Linked DNA regions of Homo sapiens: region 2 is linked to region 1. The links are chromatin contacts, found by Hi-C in ENCODE. All regions are on one chromosome and are shown on one strand. Each heading gives the region's core, a stretch centred on a gene start or an enhancer-like site at or near the end of the contact. The rest is flanking DNA. Distances are from core to core; before and after follow the strand shown. Region 1 has its middle 18 kb from the start of PDE5A. Region 2 holds the start of LINC02502 (long intergenic non-protein coding RNA 2502).

The links. A loop is a pair of places that touch in the nucleus more often than their neighbours do. Pooled maps may share reads with other maps.
Region 2: a map of cardiac septum shows a loop between it and region 1 (2.0-fold over the local background). The contact joins the promoter of LINC02502 here to the enhancer-like site in region 1. A Hi-C loop is called at or near these places in 2 of 168 maps with a recorded cell type or tissue (IMR-90 and cardiac septum) and 1 of 50 pooled maps.

The regions. Positions count from the first base shown.
Region 1 is chr4:119,643,047-119,650,656 of GRCh38, reverse strand. No RefSeq gene overlaps it. Among named protein-coding and RNA genes, the nearest start is that of PDE5A, 18 kb to the right of the region's middle. Within about 2 kb of position 3,881, at least 5 of the 41 ENCODE cell types and tissues checked have a DNase peak (open chromatin) inside an H3K27ac peak, as active enhancers do.
Region 2 is chr4:119,936,947-119,944,556 of GRCh38, reverse strand. LINC02502 (long intergenic non-protein coding RNA 2502) reads right to left here and starts at 5,017. Exons shown (of 2, transcript NR_121639.1): 1 at 4,882-5,017.

The sequences.
Region 1 (7,610 bases), core at 2,632-5,131:
CTTGTTCAGTCATTATTCCCCAAAAACTTGATACTACATCTGGGCCGCTGGAGGCCGAGAGGCTTCTTGCTTAAATAACAAGCTATGTCACACCAGTCCTTCCCCATAACAACACCTGGAATCTTAAGTTTAGCCTGGATTGTCCAAGGCCATCCACTTTCTTAAAAAAACAAACAAACAAACAAAAAGAAAACTTTGTACCTAGGCATGCTATTGTCCTTTTTTGTTGCCACGTGTTGGTCAGAATCATCCTAGTCTTCCCTGACAGGTCCCTCTAACTCCAAATTTCTGGACACATGTCTTGGTCCCCATCTCACTGAGCTCCTGGGCTCCTCATGCAAACTACACATCAGGGTTTCTAAAGAATAACAATATGGAATGCCTCCTCATCCTATATTCACATAACTAGGGAAACCACTCTTAGTGGTTTCACATGGCTACTGTGACAAATTAGCAGCAATGTATTGGCTTAAAACAATACAAACTTACTCTCTTACAGTTCTGGAGATCAGAGGTCAGAATTGAGTCTTACAGGGCTAAAATTAATGTGTCTGCCGGTCTGATTCCTTTAAAGAAGGCTCAATTCTTTGCCTCTTCCAACTTTCAGAGGTTTCTGGAAATCCTTGGATCACGGCCATATTCAATTGTTACATGGTCTTCCATTCTATATCCAACCACCACTACGTCCAATCTCCATTTCTAAATTACATCACCTTCTCCTAAATTTAGCCCTCCTATCTCCATCTTATAAGAATGCTTGTGATATTTTAGGATAATCTGGCTAATACAGGATAATGTCCTCATCTCAAAATGCTTACCTTAATCACATCTGCAAAGTGTCTTTTACTACGTAAGGTAACAGGTCCTGGGGACTGGGATGTAGACATCTTTAGGGGCCCACTATTCTGTCAACCACACCACTCAAATAATTCTTTTCACAGCAAAGATTACTTCAGGGAGACCTTCTGTTTTCACCCTAGGCATAGTGGGAAGAAGCAGAATTCAAAGATATGTCTCAATGGGCATTTCCTTTAAATTTCACATTAACCAGCATCCTGATTTGCACTTTCTTAGCCACATGGCAGAGGGAGAAAATGTATCGAATGTATCAAAACTGCAGTTTTTGTATCCAGTAGGTTACTAAATAACATATAATTAGAGGAAACTATGATCAAAGGCATGATTAGAATATAAAATTCAAAATGTGCCCTTTCCATGGTCTATCCTGGGCCTCTCCTACTTATTGCTTGGTCTTCTGAAACCCAGGAATCAGACCATCCCTTACAGGTCTCTGATTGGGTTCAAGCCTGTCTACCTTTGAAGGACAAACTGCTAAGTAGGTTAAACTATTTCAGTTGGGCACCAAAGACATACTACCACGAGTTGTACCGAGCAACATGCCTATCTCAAAGGTTTCGCTGACTTTATATTTATTTATTATTTTTTATTGACAAAAATTCCATATATTTATCATATACAACATGATGTTTTGAAATAATATATACCTTGTGGAATGGCTAAATCAAGCTAATTAACATGTGTGACTTTATATTTTTGTCTTGGCTTTTCTCAGAACAACAACAAAAAAATTTAATGTTAACCAATTAGAATACCCATTCCTCTTAAGTATTTTATGCAATCCTAACTTCAAACATAACCAACAATAAAAATAAGGAGTAACATTTTTGGTCATTTAATATAAGCATTTATTCATTGGTAACTTTATTGGAAAGTACCCAGAATACTAGGTTGAACTAGATGAAATTGCTAATATTTGCCCAGTATTTTGATAATTTCATATGACTCAACTTATTATAGAGTCTGTCAATGATGGCATTACAAACTCCAGCAGCATTCACCTGAAGCTCTACAAGGAACAATTGATGACCTTCCAAAATACATTCCTTGCTCACCCCCAACTCCACTCCCAGGAATATGTTGGTGTGTTGGGTATCTTCTGTTTGCCTGCCCGCACCCATCATCCACCCTATCCTTTGATCCCAGGAGGCTGACCTGTATGGATTGTTCTGGCCTTATGGCATCCAGTTGGGATAGAAAAGCAGAAGATCAGAGGACAAGAGGGCAGCAAGATAGCAGTGTTAATCCACCCTCCTCCTACTCCCCTGGGTCATCCCTGGTTATTTGCAGTCCTTTCTAAAGGTCACAGCTCTTGTCAGACACTCTACAAACGGTTGCCCTTGGAGTTCTGTTAATTTCTCTTTTCCCTTGCTTCTTCAGTTCTAGGAGATGTAATGGCTCTCTGGTGTTGCTAGTCCTAGGGTTCTAAATAATCTCTTATTTTTTGTTTCTTTGATCCCTCTCCTGTACTTTTATAAATAATCCTTTCACCTCATTTTAGCTTACCTTCTATTTTCTTCAGAAATCTTGACTGAACCCAAGAGAAGTTTTCTAAAATAGTAACTCCCACACGTGAAACTGCATTTCATTTTGTGGGTACCATTTCTCCAAGCACCTCTGGACTCAGATAGAGGGTGAGGGATTGTGAAGGATATTCTAGGCGGCAGACCCAGCCAGGACTACACGGGAGTTAATGAGCCTTCAGATGATTCCAATTCTGAGCCTTCAAGTTTTCTATCTGAGACCCCACAGGTAGTGGGTTAGAGACTCTGCGGTGTGGTACCCTATCTGAATTCCTGAACTACAGAAACCATGAGAGAGAAAAATTTGTTTTAAGCCACTAAATTTTGGGATAATTCGTTACATGGTTACATAGCAACAGAAACTACTGTACTTGTCCTCTCTTGTGTCTATCATCTGAGGATCTCTCAACCTCTTTCTCTCTCCCTCATCTCTGATGCCTGTTGAGAATAGGAGGCACCAGCATTCGATGAGCCCAATCTTACATCAGACCAGGTTGACTCATCTCTCTTGTTTTCTAAGTCTTTCTGAGCAAGGCTTCACGGTATAAAACAGTGATCAAGTGTCCAGAGTCTGCAGCTGAACTGCATGGCTTTGAGTACTAGCTCTGCCACTTGCTAGCAGAGAAACCTTGGCTAATTATGTAATCTCTACATGCTCCAGCTTCCTCACCTGTAAAATGGTAATAATCACACATATCTGATAGGATTAGTAGGAGGATTAAATGAGTTATTACTTGTAAAGGTCTTAGAAGAGTGCCTGGAATACAGAAAGTGTGACACAACTGATGAATAAAATAATGCAGGACACATGCAGTGTGCCGGAAAATGACCATTATCCTCACAGGCAAAGCAGAAGAATAGGTTCAACTCACTGAATCCAGAAAACCTTATGGATGGCTTAAGAACCTAGTCTATTCTGAAGTATTCTAAGGCTTTTTATTTAGGATAACACATTAGTTACTTGATATAAGCACTTGATGTAAATATATAAACATAGAGATTTGCTAGGGTCACTTTTCCTGTGGCTTCTGAAGTATAATTTGAACTTTTTTACATAGACTAGAACTTTCTTCCCTGCTCTCTACCACAGGTACGTCTTGAGAATTATACATGAGGTCTGGAATATCAGCCAGGATGCCAGCAGGAAACACATGGCACTCTCAAACTGGATAATTCAGGAGAGTTTAATTAAGGAACTATTTTTAAAAGGTGGCCATGATTTAAGAAAGCCAATAACAAAGAGTAGTACAGCCAGCAATGGCAGGGAGCCATTACCTCCCACAGGCCAGATGGCAGGAAAAGCTATATGGAGAGAACTATCTTAAAGGGACTTTGGCAGAGGAACTCAGCCAATCATGGATGGCCCAGCTGGGAGGTTGCCAAATGTTTGGTTATTTATTGCTGCATAAAAACCATGCCCAAACTTACTAGCGTAAAACAGTAATCATGTATTATGCTCACAATTGTGTGGGCCAGGAATTCTGGCAGGACACAGAGGGGATGGAATGTCTGCTTCCCAATGCTGGGAGCCTCTGCTGGGTTAGTTTGAACAGCTGGAGATGGCTGAGAAAGCTCGATGGGACCATATATCTTGGGCTTCAGTTCTGATGTTGGCTGGGTTCTTTGGTTCTTCTCCATGATACATCTGCTGGGGTTAGAATTTCCTGCAACCTGGTATTCTCATTCACATGTCTTCCACGGAAGGCTGAATATCTTGGCAATGGCCAGCATTGCTCTCTCCGTGTAGTTTCTGCCTAAGGCCAGCTTGTTGTGGCTCCCTCCAGCAGGGTAGCGAGACTTCTTATGTAACAGCTCAGAGCTCCAAGAGTGGGTGCTCCAGGAAACCAGGGTAAATGGGAGGTCCAAGGCTTCTTGTGATAAACTAGCCTCAGTAGTTCCAAAATGTCACTTTCACCACATTCAATTGTTCAAGTAAGTCACTTAGGCCAGTCAAGGTTAAAAAGGAGGGAGGAATTAGGTCCTGCCTCTCAATGGGAGAAATAGCAGAGAATTTGCCACCATGTTCAGTCTAACATATCAGGTTAGTAAAACTCTGAGTAAATTCTCCTTCTGCCTTACCATCGCTTGCTGGTATTCCCTATTAACTAAGGCAGCCAATAGCCAGAGGGTAAAGGAGCTTGTTGATGTAGTCCTTACAGGTCAGCCTTCTGGGGCAGGGGCCCCCAGTGTTTTTGGCACCAGGTACCAGGTTCACGGAAGACAATTTTTCAACAAACTATGGGGTGGTAGGGAATGGTTTCGGGATGAAACTGTTACACCTCAGATAATCAGGTATTAGTTAGATTCTTATAAGGAATGGGCAACCTAGATCCCTTGCATGCACAGTTCACAATAGGGTTCCCACACTTACGAGAATCTAATGCCCCCACTGATCTGAGAGGAGGTGGAGCTCAAGTGGTAATGCTGCTTGCCCGCTGCTCACCTCCTGATGTGCAGCCCAGTTCTTAAAAGACCATTGATCAGTATTGGTCAGGGGCCTCAGGGTTGGGGACCCCTGTTCTGGGAAATAGGGTATCCAATGACTCCTAATCCCCAAATGCTTGTTTTAGGGCTTTCGGGCACTGTACCAGATTATGAAGCAGCGTATTCTTGATAACAGGAATGACAGCCAGGAGAAACCCATATAAGCCCTTAATTATCTACATTTGTATTCCCAATTATAATGCCTTTCTCTCTTGAAATCTTAATCAGTGTTTATTCAGAGCTTTCATTTGGGCTAGAATTTCATTCCTAGAACACACCCACCATTTGTGGTACTTCAATTTCCCAACTTCAAGAAAAATCTAAAGAGATTTGGATTTTCCAACATGTTAGTCTACGTCTGCTAGTATGATGAGGCTTAGAATGCAGTGCTCTTATACCCCAGGAATCTAGCAACATTGAACACTGTGTGCCCTCTTTTATTGTGAGGTCAGTTAAAAAATAACTAATTGTGTGTGTGTGTGTGTGTGTGTGTGTGTGTGTGTGTGTGTGTGTAGGGCAGGGAAAAGTAGAGTCTCAGGTAAAGGCCTTAAAAATCGTACTGTACATCCTCTTCTTTTTGGTTTAGTAGCTAATACCTTCTTCAGCAAAGTCTAGTAAAAGTAACATTCACATTTTATTTCTTCCAGAATCTTTTGCTAACCATTGAATATCTGTCCAGTGATTTTAAAAACATCTTGTAGTAACATTTTAAACTAAATCTCATTGTAGCTTTCTGGATTCCCCAAATCAGAAAAGCTTGTTTCTCCTGAACTATCCACATACTTCTAACAGCGCATAACGTAGTACACATTCATACCACAATAGAACTTCTGCTTCTTTGTCTTAGTCCATTTTCTGTTGCTATAATGGAATAACACAGACTTTACAAAGAAAAGAAGCTTATTTAGCTCATGGTTCTGGAGGCCAGGAAGTCCAGGAATATGGTGTCAATATCTAGTGAGGGCCTTCTTCCTGCATCATAACATGGCAGAGGGCATCACATCACGAGAGGGCAAGAGCATGCCAGTTCAGGTCTCTCTTCTTCGTTTTATAAAGCCAACACTCTCATCATGGGAGCCCCATCTTGATAACCTTATCTTTCCTAACTCCCAAAACCCTATTTCCAAATGCTATCAACCTATGAATTTGGAGATTAAGTTTCCAACTTATGAAATTTATGGAACACACTCAAACCATAGCATCCTTCAGGTGATTCTAAAGAGTGGGTGATAGAAATATTCTTATATAGGGGAGAAAAAGTAGTATCTTCTCCTCATCCATCACAAGGATTATGGCTGACAGTCTTATAACAAAAGACAGAGAAACAAATGTGTAACAAATTTATTTAATTTTTGCATAACATTGGAGTTTTCCAAAATGAAGACCCAAAGACCCAAGGAAAACTGTATTTTTATGCTAAGTGTGATGAAATAACTGGATAATTACGGAGAAAGATGATTGGACAAACAGGGGTATTACCTAGTTATAATAAACTGAGTGGGGAACTCAGCAAGGCCTGTCTGTTCAGATTTTTCTTGGTCTCTTTATATAGCATTCCTTTTCACCAGGTGTAAGGCAGGACACTTGTCACATTAAAGCCTTATGACCTACTTTTGTAAATAACCTGATGGGTTCTTCTTGCTTACTGCAAAGACAAAACCAATTCATTGAGACTGCAGTATTGTAGTAGAGAAAGAGTTTAATTAATGCAGGGCTAGCCAAGCAGCAGGACTGGAGTTATTACTCAAATCAGTGTCCTTAAGAACTCAAAGGCTAGGGTTTTTATGGATAATTTGGCAGGCAGTGGTCTAGCGAATAGTTGTTGCTGATTGGTTGGGGATGAAATCATATGGGTGTGGGTAAAGGTCCTTGTGCACTGAATCTACCACCTCTGGGTGGAGTGAGAACCACAAGACAGGTTGAGTCAGGAGTCACGTGTCAAGGTATCGTCAGTCAAGTTGCCAGAATGCCAAAGTTCAAAAAACATCTCAAAAGACTAATCTTAAGTTCTACAGCAGTGATGTTATCTATAGGAGCAATTGGGGAAGTCACAAATCTCGTGACCTCTGGCCACATGACTCCTGTGCAGAAAGGGATTATAGAAGCTACATCTACATCTCAGCAGAATTCACCCCCATCTCATAATCATCACCTTCTGGTCTTCATTAATTTTAAAAAGGTGGCTTCAGTCCCTGAGCAAAGAGAGTGTTAGTTTTAGGGAGGGACTATTATCATGCTTGCTTCAAAGTTACACTATAAACTAAATTCCTCTCGTGGTTAGTTTGGCTTATGCTCAGGAATAGCAAAGACAGCCAGTCTGTGAGGCTAGAAGCAAGATGGAGTCACCCATGCTAGATTTCCCTTGCTGTCATCTTTGCAAAGGTGGTTTGATTTTCAGGGGAGCTAGGTCAGAGAGTGACCTTAATCATCAGCTGTCACACAAAAAGGAGGGGGAAAGTCAGAGCGACCTTCTTGCTTCTGAAGCCCTCCCACTCTCTTTTAATTCAAATTACTCTGGAGTAGTGTTTTCTGAACCCCAACACTTGCAAGTCATTCTTATACCAGGGAAGCTAGGAAAAACATAATGATAAAGAGAATGGGCTTTGAACCAGATAAGGATATTCAACTTAAACTTAAATGTATCCCTAAATCAACCTCCCATTAGCTGGATCTCCAAAATGCCTATTATCACTGAAGACACCTGAGAAGGAAATGTTGGGGTAAAGTCAGTTGTTGTCATCAATC
Region 2 (7,610 bases), core at 3,768-6,267, 290 kb before region 1:
GAGGTTTAAAAACACAGATGAGACTGGGCATGAGGGGTAGGATGTTGGAAAGGGAGTTCTAGAGACTTCCTCCCTCAACTCTCCTTCCACAGCCCCTGAACACCCACTCCCCAAGTACTCAAAGAGCCGTGTTGAAAAACCACTGATGAAAACTAAAGGAAATTGTTCCAATAGTTACCACGATTTAACTACCATTTGCACATATTTGCACAGAAAAACCTCTTTGGGGAAAGTACAAAGTACGCAAGTGCCATAGAGGAGGTCAAAAAGTGAGTTACTGGCTTAACAGACATCATATTAAAATGTTTTGCATTTTAAGAAAGTTTGGGGAAAAATTTAATTACTTTTCTCTACCTGTCCAAGACAATATGAAGTTGACTGTGCCCTTTCATAGCTAACCCACATAAACGCAGGACCAAGGTGGGGTCTTACCAGAAGATGGCCATTAAATTCACCAGGGGCCAGGCCAAGAGAAGGGATCTCCCAGCACAGGTGCGGCCTTTCCCAACTTTGTCCACACCATTGGCTGTCCACAGGTTGTTCAGTGGTATTTTATTTTTTAATCCAAAAGCATTTTCTATACTTAGAAAGATAATCAAGCCGGATCTCTGTCAGTTTGTTTCTTAGATGCTGTGGGAGCAGCTGTACTCATGGAAAGATACCAGTTCTCCCTGTTCCAGGGCAAAGCAGGCCTAATTCATCTCTATTACCCTATACACATGACACAGGGGATAGACGAGCGTTTACAAAATGTGTGCTGAGAGAAGCCTGGCTCAAGAAGGTGCTGCACACACTTTATGAATGGCAGCAAATAGCTATGGACTGACTGGTCTATTGAGTATGAACCATACTTTACCTTTTAAAAATACTGCTTTTACAGAGAACCATTAATACATTTATTATCTATCTCTTACTTCAAAAACATTTTGAGGAACTGAACAAAGACTAAAAAATGCATGACTTATAAAAATATTAATATTTATAGAAGTTTTACTTAGGAGAGACAAACTAAAAAATATATAACCTTGAATTAGAGGGATATAAAATACATTTCAACCTTAGTTTTTATAAGTTTTTTTAGCCTTTAAAGCAGAGGTTATTTTAAATTTCTTTTCTTAAGATTTTGTTCATACCACTTTTTTTGATAGATTGTGGTTAAAACTGAAAAACTATAGCCTACAAACTAAATCCAACTTAGAAAACAAAACCAAACATATCCCAACTAGAGGCCAGCAGGTCTTCTATGTAAGTGATGGACACACTTCCCATTTATCTCTGGAGAGTAAGAAGGTGATCGATTTTGTCAGCAGTGAAACTGCTTTTTTGACAATTTCTGCCTAATCTGCCTTAGACTTCTAATATAGAAACCACCATATCTTCTGGGTTATTTTACAAATTTAATGCTCAGGTGGACTTGCATTTTAAATAGTTATAAGCCTGATGAAGGATTCCCAGGCACTGTGGGCACAGCACTCAGGGACTTCCCACTAGTCAGAAGTACTTGGGGAGACACCAAAGCTACAATGAGATCAAAGATGCCTCATGTGGAAATCTCCCTGTGACTTCACTGATTCATGAGACAATGCTAAAACTCTTCAGTGGAACTTATGAAATGAAAAGAATTTTGCAGGAAGCATACATGAAGAATAATCTAGATGCAGAGCTTAGGGCACATTGAATATAAGAATACACGTTGAAAAAGTGTCTTGTGATATAAGATGACTTTTTTCCTGAAATTTTTTTAAATGTTTTTTACCCTATGTCTGTGTATCTGAAGATTTTTATGAAACAATTAGTTATCAGATAAAATCATTTTTCTAGATATCACCTCTAAAGGCATTATCAAACTAACACTATATGGCCCATTGGAAATGTGACAAACACCTGCTTGTTTTTATAGATTTTTAGATTTTCTAATATAAGTATCTATATGTACAAATCTGAAGATTCTGTGTGGAAACTTCTACATATGAGGACTTGGAAAAATTTATTTGAGTAATTCTTCTTTTAGTTCAGTAATGTGCTCATGCTGTCCAGTTTTTTGAAACCAAATCAAGGAGTTATCTAAAAGCCCAAAACAGGAGGCTAGGTGCAGTGGCTCATTCCTATAATCCCAGCACTTGCGGAGGCTGAAGTGGAAAGATCACTTAAGCCTGGGAGTTCAAAACTAGCCTAGGTAACAGAGTGAGATTCCCATCTCTATAAAAAAAAAATAAAAAATTAGCTGGGTGTGGTCGCATATGCCTATAGTCTCAGCTACTCCAGAGGCTGAAGTGGGAGGATCCCTTGAGGCCAGGAGGTTGAGGCTGTAGTGAGCTGTGATCATACCACTGCACTGGGTGACAGAGTGGGACCCCAGAACAAAGTTTATATTCTCCTACAATATTTACTAAGCATCTACCATGTGCCGATCACTCTTCTAAATATTTTATTCACATTGTTTCATTTAATCCGGAAATTGCAAAAACAGCAATTACTTTTGCACCAACCTAATACATCAACTAGTCTGTATTAGCCCCATTTTATAGATGAGGAAACTCATGGAGAGGTAAAGTAAATTGCCCACATTATAACACAGACAACCTAACTTGCAAGCCTATCCTTGTAACCACTTGGCATCTGTGGGTGTTGACCCACCTTCTAAAGTTCTTGAGTGGAAGAATAGTTCATGATGTACTCCCTTCATCTTTCCTACCCTCAGCCTTCCTCCTTTCCCCAGGACCATCAGGCTTGCTGATGGGATTGCTCTTTGAGAATGAGGGGATAAATCTCATAACATTATATCAACAAACTAGATACCACCTTGGAATGTTTAAAATGTATTACAACATAGCTTTGTACTCAAATGGATTTTCTTAGGGTCCCTCTATGTTTCTTCACTCTCAGTCATTGACACTATTATACTATTTCAGTAGAAATAAGAAAGTGTGAATTTAATATAAACTGGCTCACAGGAGGAGGAGGAAGATGAGGAAGAGTAGGAGTAGCAGCAGAAGAAGGGAAAGAGGAAGAAGGAAGAAAAGAGGGAGGAGGAGGAGGAGAAAGAGGAGGAGGGGTGAGAAATCTATTTTAGTGTTTATACTGGAGAAAAAGCCCCAGTGAACCCTGGAAATTTACAGGATTCTAAGGATATTTCCACAGTTCTAAGATAGAGATGCTCCCTTAGGTGCCTGGGAGTAAGGGTCATGTATCATGGTAAATTTCATAAGTATTTGTTTGCAATTCCATAACTATAACAAGTTAATAGTCATCTTCATCTTTTGACATAAACAAAATTCATTTTTCATTGTTTCTGTATTCTTTTACAAGTAAATATAATGGTAGTGATGACAAGGAGGATGTAGGCCAAGTACAACCTCTTTCTTTAAAGTTTTCATGGATCTCTGCTAGTAATAATATATTAATATTTATAAAGCAGATTCTGTCTTTAAAAAAAGCCATAATTTTATTTGAAAAAATAACTTCTCATTTAACATTCAAATGAATACCAAGAGTGCTCACAAAGGCCTCAACTGACTTTAATGAGAACAGAAGTTTTTAATGTCATATAAAATAAATGACAATAATCACAGAATAATTTTTACTATTAACATCCAGCGAAACTGGAGCAAACATAATGCCTTTGTGAAGAAACAAACATTTAAATCCCTTTTGTTATAATACACAAACTAAAATTTACTTATTTTGACAAAATACAAATGTGGCAATTGGTCAACTATTTTTTCCACTTGAGTTGATTACTGTAGCATCAACATAAAAAGCGAGAGAGCTTCCAACCAGAGCCTGGAGGTGAGCTGAGGCCCAGTGCAACCTACATCATTCCACTCCCTTTTTATGGATAGTGGAAAAACTAGGCACCAAATTCAGATTATTAATTTGAACAGATTAATTGATTCAAGGTATAATACAATGCTCCTTTTTAGAGTGAGATGTGACAGGGAAGAAATATTTGTTGTTGCAGGGAGCTATTTCTTTTTAGTAGTTGTTTTTCCCTGAAAAAAAAATTGTCACACTAATGGTAAACATAAATGTCCTCAGATGTTTACTGTGGGAAGGCTTGTACCTAATTTCCTAAAAATTATGATAAAAACTAGTACAAGGCATCAGCATTCATTACTGACAGAAAACTTTAAAAAAAAATCTGTTTTCTATCTCAAGGGCCTTGGACTTACAACCAAATTAAAATAACTTCTATCACTTTCACTTTCTAATATTCCCAATGAATGTAAAAAGTATACAAAAATAATCTAGGAACTGAGTCTCTTAAACAAAGATGTTATTAAATATATAGATACAAATTTTTTCACATCATAAAAAGCCTTGCTTGGATGCAAAGAGCCATCTCAAAAGCAGTATGCAAAAAATGAAAAATGTTGCACATCTTTTGTGATAATGAGCCAAGCAAAATAAAAATTCAGCTCCTCCATAGATACATTTTTTTTTAGCAGACAGAAAGGGAACATTGTCTTTATAGGAAATGTTTTTAGCAGAATACTATAGATTCTATAAAACCCATTAAAGGGTTATTGGTGTCCAGGACAACAAATGGCTTCTGGTAAGAAAATAAAGGGCTACTCTTTCTAAATACTAACATAACTACAAAGATTAAGACAAAATAAGTAAAGGAAAATATGTTCCCCTTAAAAATTGAATGTGAGTGGTCTGCAAGGTCCGAAGAAGGACACAATGAGCACTCTTGTTGTTTATCTTTCAGGCTGAGCCCAGTTGGGTACAATGAGGGGTGGCAGAAAGAGCACAGTCTTGCCTTGAAAGCTGGCCTGGACTCTAGTCAGTCCCTCCCTGCAATTTCCCAGGGCCACTTACTGACCCTTTCTCAGCCTCTGTTTTCATATCTAAAACCTAGAAATGATGAAAACCTACCTTGGAAGGCAGTAGAGAAAACTAGATGAGACCTCGGTAATGTTTCTAGTATGGTTCTGAGAATCTCTCCAATAAATTTTAGTTTCCGATATGTAGTTCGCTGGGTTAAATACAGAGAATGGTAACTAGTTGTAATGCTTTTAAAAATAGAGACTTATCTTTGTCAGTGGCTTTTTCAGGGCACTTCACTTGGATCTCATGCCAAGGCCTAGACAATCTTTGTTCTGTTCTCTTTATGACATCACCACCTCAACAGTTATATTTGTAGGCAATTGCTCTCATCCAAAACATATTATCTTCATCTTTGTTTCTGACTTTTTTTGATAGCTGGACTTCTCAATTATTTCTTCTTTCATTATGCAATGTGCTCCATGTTTTACTAGATTCCAAGCAGATGACAGTTGTTTTTTTATGCACCACGAAGGAAAGGTTGATTTCAGTGGTGATGGAAAACCAAATGGTTGTGGAATCTTTTATAAAATCCAAAGAAAATAAATAAAGAATAGAGGCAAGAGCACCACGTGTTGGGTAAAAGCCTGTGCTTTGAGATACACAGATCAAATTTTAAATGTGAACTCCCCTAACTACTAATGTGGTGACCAGGGCAAAGCCATTAGACCTCTGTACACCAAGGACCCCCGTAAAATATGGAAAATAGCCCCATCTCAATCTTACAAGAGCAGCTGTAAGGGTTAGACAAGATTGGGTACATAAAGTCCTTAGCATAAGACCTGACACATAATCTGCCTGTGGGAAATCATACCTATCATTATTATCACTCAGATTAAATATAAGATTTTTAAAAATTAGTACTTAATCTTGCATGTCTTATCTATGACATGGCAAAACTGCAAGCCAGGATGATGTCAACAAAGAAGCACTTTATTTTTCTCCAGTGACTAAAAAGCTTCTTTATGAGATTTTGTGCATCAAAATATTCTTTGTCTTTCATGATATTTCATAAATATTGAAAACAGAGATGGAGCAGGTAAACAGATGGCCATACACCTCAATTCTTCCCATCTCCCTGCCTTCAGACATTTACTAAGTCATCAGCATTTTTCTAGGCTGGGTATTGTTTGTGTACAGTGTGAAGAGGAAAGTACACCCGTTGGTTCTACCTCCAACATAGATGCCAAATCTCTCTTCTGCGTCTTTCATTCTTATTGCCACTCCCAGGATGAAGCCTTATCATAATTATCAGGACTATTGACTCCCTAACCAGTCTCCCCTCTTCCACTTTTGCCTGCCCTTCAACCTATTATCTCCCAGCAGCCAGAGCAATATACTAAAAATGTTTACCTGATTTGGATACTCCTATAGAGGCCCTTCAGGATAATATTCCAACCCCTCACTTTGCCCTGTGGACAGCTGTGTGACCACCCTCATATCTCACATAATTTCCCCAGGCATTTTTCTCCAGTCACATCAGCCTTCCCTGAGCCCCTCCCTCCAAAGGATCAAGCTATACCCACCTTAAGCCTGTTGTCTTCTCAGCCTAGAAGTTTCAGGCCCCTGGTCTAGAAATGCTGCTGCTTCTCATCCCAGAGCTCAGGTTTAAATGTTATCATTAAATGTTACCTCAGAGAGGCTCTCTTGGATGACACCTCTCTAACCCTGTAACATCTTTTTCTCCACATGGCAGCCTATCTCTCTTCCTTTCAGAAACACTAATTATAATCTGCAATATCCCATCTTATTTTATCATCTGTCATTAAGCCCCAGGCAAGAGGGACCCTGCCTGTCACATTCTCAATTATGTTCTCTACAAGGGTACTGCACATAACAGGACCTCCAGGAATACCTGCTGAGTAAATGAAAAATCAAAGCATTTGCAGAAGCAGAAGAAAAATTATTTTATATTTTCTTATAGTAAGGATTAGTGAAATGTAATTTGTTAGTAAAAATGCATTTTATGATAATCAGGAGAGCATGTCGTGTATACATACTTGGTATTAGACACAAGCAACAAATCACTGAACAGAAAGAGATGCCGCTTCTGCTTCCTCCAAACTCTTCTGAGTTGTCCTGAGCTATGGATTAGCAGGGTTCATTAAGAACCTTCCAATGATGTGGTTTTCTCATTGTAGGTGTCTATCACAAAAAAAAAAGTGCTTTCCTGCACACATCAAATACTAAAGAACAAAAAGTCAGTGGTCAAAAAACAAATGATAGCATTTTATGCCAAATTTCAAGGGTGATACAATGCTAAAAATTCTGGTCGATCTATCACTGCTGGCAGAAGCCACATGAAAAGCATGAAAAGGAATATAGCCAGCCCCTAGGAGCAAACTCCAGCCCTACGTGACAGCTTGCAAGGAAAGGGGACTTCAGTATACAACCTCAAGTAACTGAATTTACCCCAAACTTTGAATGAGCTCATTAGCAAATTCTTTTCCCAACCCTCCAGTAAGGAGTGCAGCCCTGACAACACCTTGATCAGCCTTATGGGACCCTAAGCAGAGGACCCAGTCAAGCCTACGTAATCTCCTTATTGTGTAACATAATAAATTCTCATTGGTTTCAGCCACTAAGATTATGGTAATTTGTTATAAATGCATAAAAACTTTATACTGTGGTACCTGAAAATGGTGTGCTGCTGTGATAAGCACCTAAAAACTCAGAAGTGGCACTGGAATCAGAATTAAGTGGATGCTAGAAGAATTCTGAGGAGCATTAGAGAAAACACCACCTAGATTGTCTTGAACAGACTGTTAGTAAAAATACAG